Linked DNA regions of Homo sapiens: region 2 is linked to region 1. The links are chromatin contacts, found by Hi-C or POLR2A ChIA-PET in ENCODE. All regions are on one chromosome and are shown on one strand. Each heading gives the region's core, a stretch centred on a gene start or an enhancer-like site at or near the end of the contact. The rest is flanking DNA. Distances are from core to core; before and after follow the strand shown. Region 1 overlaps RDUR (RIG-I dependent antiviral response regulator RNA). Region 2 has its middle 95 kb from the start of RDUR.

Evidence for each region. A loop is a pair of places that touch in the nucleus more often than their neighbours do. ChIA-PET counts read pairs that join two places held with the same protein, here RNA polymerase II (POLR2A). Pooled maps may share reads with other maps.
Region 2: a loop to region 1 is called in a map of GM12878, with 4 times the contacts of the local background. The contact joins two enhancer-like sites. A Hi-C loop is called at or near these places in 3 of 168 maps with a recorded cell type or tissue (B cell, CD14-positive monocyte and GM12878), 22 of 37 single-sample maps with no recorded cell type and 15 of 50 pooled maps. POLR2A ChIA-PET finds 5 or more read pairs at or near these places in 6 of 52 experiments (A673, GM12878, OCI-LY7 and 3 more).

The regions. Positions count from the first base shown.
Region 1 is chr3:101,987,375-101,990,253 of GRCh38, reverse strand. All of the region lies in intron 2 of RDUR (RIG-I dependent antiviral response regulator RNA), which reads right to left. Among named protein-coding and RNA genes, the nearest start is that of RDUR, 48 kb to the right of the region's middle. RefSeq lists an enhancer at 2,295-2,344. Within about 2 kb of position 1,438, at least 3 of the 41 ENCODE cell types and tissues checked have a DNase peak (open chromatin) inside an H3K27ac peak, as active enhancers do; they include GM12878, where a contact is called at or near this core.
Region 2 is chr3:102,034,779-102,037,657 of GRCh38, reverse strand. No RefSeq gene overlaps it. Among named protein-coding and RNA genes, the nearest start is that of RDUR, 95 kb to the right of the region's middle. Within about 2 kb of position 1,482, at least 2 of the 41 ENCODE cell types and tissues checked have a DNase peak (open chromatin) inside an H3K27ac peak, as active enhancers do; they include GM12878, where a contact is called at or near this core.

The DNA of each region.
Region 1 (2,879 bases), core at 189-2,688:
CCTTTGTCTAATTCAAATCCACCCTGCAGTGGCATAATCCCATTTTTACTCCTCACCTTCCCATTTCATGTGTGATAAGTACAACAGAGACCACGTATTTATCCGAAATTTGTACCAGGCTGCTTAACCCAGGTCTCTGACTGGGTTGCACCAAGTCTCTAAATTTGCACCAGGTCTCTGACTTCAATCATTGCCTCCAACTTTGATGGAGCACTGAGCCAGCTCAATATGAAACTTGAGAAATCCATATGTGTGTGGTGACAGACGCCTTTATAACACGCTCCATCTCCTTCTTATCGAGCCTACCTCTCTGTAGGCCACTCAGGATCCATGGTCTCCCCTTTAGGCTATGGAAAGCAATAAATGGTTTCATAGTAGAAATAATGTTTGGAGAGTCTCTATCTAGCAGTAGGAAGATAAGGTAAGAGGTTATTACTTGAGAATGTGAGGTTTTAAAGGTGACAGTAAAAAGGGGAAGGAAGATAAAACAAAGTAAGTAAAGAACTATTTCAAGGAAATTGTATAGGATGAGGTAATGAATGTTTTTAGGGACTTAAACTATTTCAGTATTACACAGATAAAACTGGGAGAAACTTAGGGAGGTTTTAAAGGAAGATAAATTCAGGCTTGGACACAATGATTTCTGAATGAGTTCATAATAATGAAGGCATCTAAGAAGGCAGCTAAAAATAGTGTTTGAACGCAGGTGAAAATTGGGGGCTGGAGAAATAGAGGCAAGCATTATCTACAGAGAAGTAGGAGTTGGGATCATAAACTAAACCTATTCTCCAGGGAAAAAAGAAAGCATAGAAAGATAGTAACATAATACTTAGGGCCAGCTTAAGAAGCTCCTTCAGAGGCTGCATGACCTTGTAGCAATATTTTAAGCAGCACTCAAAGCTTCTAGCATAGGCATCTTGGTATGGTGAAAGGAGCCAACTCATAGCACGTACTTTCTCCTGTGTGCAGAAATTTAAAAACTAAATAAGTTTTCATGTCTTGTTCTGTTTTCATCCATATGTTTATTGTACTTCACGCTTCCCTGCTGAGGTGATTTTTTATTTTTCTGTTTGGCCCTCCTCCATCACTTCAAACTACAATGCTCCCCCATTTCTGAAACTCCCACAACCCTGTTTAGCCTTCCACCTATGACAATGGTCAGTCTCCCACAGGCCTTTGGTTGATTTCTCTCTCTCACCTTTTTTTTTTTTTTTTTTTTTTGTAGTCAGTCTCACTATGTTACCCAGTATGGTCTCAAACTCCTAAGCTCAGGCAATCATCCCACCTTGGCCTCCCAAAGCACTGGGATTACAGGCATGAGCGACCACACCCAGCCAACTTTGGTTGATTTCTAAATGCCCTTCCTGGCTCACATTTTCCTGTGATGAAACTGAAACTTGTTATTACTGATGACAAGCAACTGACTCTTTACCAATGAATACAGCCAAAAAGCTGTGAGACACTATCTCTGGGTCAGGCTTGATCTCTGCAAGCGCAGTTGTCGGGGCTGGGAGAAAATACTATCTCCTCAGAAGCATCAACATCACCACTTCAACACTAGAGACAAAAAGGGTACCACTATGAGAACACCACCCTTTGAAAAATGACCCACCTTGGCACCTGTGCTCAACTAGGAGTCAAAACCAGACTCTTACTTTAGTCGCTAGCCAGACAACACTCTAAGTCTCTAGAAACTACAGCATCATGTACAATAAATTACCTTTTTCCTTATGGGACCCATTTCTGTGTTTCTGGGTATGTGTGTGTGTGTGTGTGCGTGCACATGTGTGTGTGTTTAACTTAAGGATTCTTTAATTTTTCTCAACTCAGAGGCTGTGTAGATATACTATCTCATCTAGTTTATAGTTTATTGCTGCCTATCTATCTCAACATATAAAATATGTTCATGCTGTGTTTTAGAACATTAATTATTTTCTCCTCTAGGGAAGCAAACAGTCTTGAACACAGGGAACTTCAACAAACATTCAAGCATTCAATAACTGGCCAGTGTATAAAGTACTTAAAATTTTTAAAATATTCAAAAATATTTTTAAATGTTAACTGAGAAATTTTTTAATTAAACTAACTGAGCACACACTTCTGCATTTCAAGTCCAGAATGAATATATGGCTTGTTCAGCCCACTTCTGCCTTCTCATGAACAGCAAAATCTAGACAAAAGTCATGACTAAATGACTCTTCTGTGGTTACTCTGGCTTCACAGCCAGAAGAAAAGTCAATTGCTATGTAACCACAGGGCTTATCTGTTTGTTCATTAAAAGTGCTGTAAATAACAGTTTCTGTGATAGTAGTTTTAATTAACAAAAATTAACAAATTAATTTTAATTTTAATTTGCTGTGGCTCACTCCTGTAATCCCAGCACTTTGGGAAGCTGAGGTGAGCAGATCACTTGAGGTCAGGAGTCCAAGACCAGCCTGACCAACATGGTGAGAAACCTCGTTCCTACTAAAAATACAAAAATTAGCCAGGCGTGGTGGCACATGCTTGTAATCCCAGCTACTTGGGAGGCTGAGGCAAGAGAATTGCTTGAACCCAAGAGGCGGAGTTTGCAGTGAACCGAGGTTGTGCCACTGCACTCCAGCCTGGGCAACAGAGCGAGACTCTGTCTCAAAAAAAAAATTAATTAAAAAAATTCACAGCATTTAGTTAACAAAATCCAAATTGAATAGACCATGTAAATATCTGATCAGTCTTTTGGCAATTTGCATATAATACACAAACTAATCATGAAACGAGAAATTCTGCAGTTGCCCTAGATTTCGTACTGATGGAGAGCAGAAGACCTAGACACAGCCAGGCCCAGCAAGAAACAATATGATGCCACCTGACCTCAGGAGAGTACACTGAAGTTCTCCTCC
Region 2 (2,879 bases), core at 233-2,732, 47 kb before region 1:
TCAGACACCATGGGAGAATAAAAGTAAGCCACTGGTACCTTCTTCTGCCGTAAACTTTTCTCCAACATAAACACATATTTATGTTGACATGAACATAAACACACAGTCACACACACTCATTGCTTTGGAAATGGTAATTCCCATTAGAAACATGCAAGTTTAAATTTAATGTTCTTTGTACTTAGTGGTAATTCACTTATACTTATTTTCTTTGAGAGAGTGAGACAGGAAAGAATCTCAAGAATCTTTAAAGAAATGCAGAGAAGGCTAGCTGTGCCAGGTAACTGACGAAAAGCAAATTAAGGTCTCCGTTTTCAAAAGAAGAATGAAGTTAGATTTCACAAACTCAAATAATGAAAATATTATCAAAGGCAGGCTGAGCACAATGTCTCATGCCTGTAATCCCACCACTTTGAGAGGCCATGGTGGGCAGATCAGTTGAGTCCAGGAGTTCAAGACCAGCCTGAACAACACAGTGAGACCTTGTGTCTAGAAAAAAAGAAAAAGAAATAAAATATTATCCACGACATTAATAAACAGATAGCTTGTGAACTTAAGAAGGGGAAATGATAGGTCACTAGAAGACATCGTGGATGCACTAAGAACACATTATATGAGGCTGAGTTCATTTCCATTTTTGAGAATTCAACTAAGTATAAGAGCAGAACTCCATAACTATTGTGTATTTAGAGTTTATAATACATTTCATCTTTCATAATCTCCATGAATACCAGTGAAGAAGTAGAGGCTAAATGCTAGTGGCGTTCAGTGGTTTAACGTAGAGTTGAATGACTAAACTCCCCAGGCTCAGAATCTGTGCCCACCTGAGTTAGTTGCCCAGTGGCTTGACACAGGGCTCATTCTTATCTCTTTGCTACTTAACCCATTTATCAAGAACTTCCATAGCTTCCATAGGGACCTAGATATCATGGATATCAAATGTGATAACCTAAAATTATAAGACTTGTTGATAATTAGCTCCAAAAATATCTCAGCAAGATGAAGTAATGGTCTTGATTTTCAGTTCACTAACCACGTTTCAGGTACAGTTTACTGAGATGGAAATAAGTGTGCTTCCTTATCTGGTACAATAAAACAGAGCTCTATTTTAAAATAAATGCTTAATTATTATACAGAACACATATTTCAAAGGTGATTTCTGGCTAGCAATTTAAAAGAAAAAAAGAATATTAAAATGCAATACTTGGTAACTTTTTCATTAATACTTAACTTATAGTGTCAACACCAAATCTTAATAACTTCTCAAATTCAACACATTTAAGTCCTTTCTTTGGAATTATGACCAAATCAAGGATCTAGAGATTCAGGCTCTCTTAGCATCTTTTTGATACTTGCTCTTCTCATCAATTTCTAGTTTCCCTTCTCTAGTTAACTGAAGGATAGGGTTTAACTTCCCTTTTTCCCCCACTCTTTCTTCTACAGTCACAGAAGCACAACTCCCCACATCCGTGCACTAGGTACAGCTTAGTGACCAACACCTTCGGTACTGCTAAGGATCCCTACAGAAGTTCTGCCTCTACTGTCAACTAGCAGAGCTATGAGGCCTTGGCCCAGACCCATCACCTCTCTGGGATTCAATGCCCTCATCTCTAGAACTATGTGGCCTCCAGAGTCTGTTTGCTCTCAGAATCTTTGACGTCATGATTCCTTACCATAACAAGTATCATTTATAAATGAAGGTAAAAATGGTCAACTTTAAAATTAATAATAATAATAGTATGAGAAAATAAATTCAGTAAAACTAGGCCTCTTAGACAGACAATCAAAATGCAACAGAAATCCCTGAAAGATTCAATTGCTTCAGTTTCTTAGAACCCAGTGAGTAAATAGATCATCTTGTAGGGGGTCTTTAATGAATCACTTTTCCTCTCTCAAGTCAATGTTTGATTGGTGTGTGTGTCTGTGTGCACTGTCCCTCTAGTTAGAGTTCCTCTAGAAACAAGAATAGATTCTTTTCCATCTCAATGTCTATCACATAATAATCCATCACAAACACTTGAAGACTGATAACTGGCTTAAATCTTTTATTGACAAAATTATATAAATCCTATTTGTCTGCACTGTAAAAAATATATATGAAATGCATTAATCAGTTAGAATTTTATTTGCTATATGGAGGGATAGTGTTCATTGTTTACTATTTCATTGGAAAAGCTATCAAATAACTTTATCTTTTTATAGCACCTATGCCAAATCACATGTACCTGTGAATTCCACAGTTTGTTTGTGCATCATACACCACATAATCTTTTAATGGTTCCATGTTTCAAGACATTGTTATCTGGTGACATAAAGTAGACTTTACAACCTAATAAAAATGTATGGAGTTTAAAATGTCATACTTTAAAAATTACTCAAACCATAAATCTAAGCCTCTTTTAAATAGAAAGGGGTAGTGCCTTTACTAATCCTCAAGACTTATTACATTTCTGCATCTAATTTCTCCATCCTTGTTCCTAGGCTGCATAGAGTTGCTGGAAAAAAAATTATAGAATGTGCTCAAAGCACCCTGGAATAAGAGAACAAAGGACATACATATATAAAGAGTGACAGCCTACAATTCAAACATTGATGGGTAACATATGTGCTTAAAGGTAAAGCCAACATCAACATTAATATCTATTCAAAAATTTCATTCTCCTTACTTTGGTATGTCTGGGTTTCAGTTGCTATTACTAAAAGTTCTGATTTCTCATGAACATCAAAGACAGTAGCCACACTCCACAAAGCGCTTAAGAAAACCTTGTTTTCAGTTTGACTCTTGTCTATACTGCACAGATACTTTAAAGGGAGAAGCAAAGACAAAATATGAGAGTGCTGGACTCATCTATGCTCTTCACCAACCAGACACTTGTTTT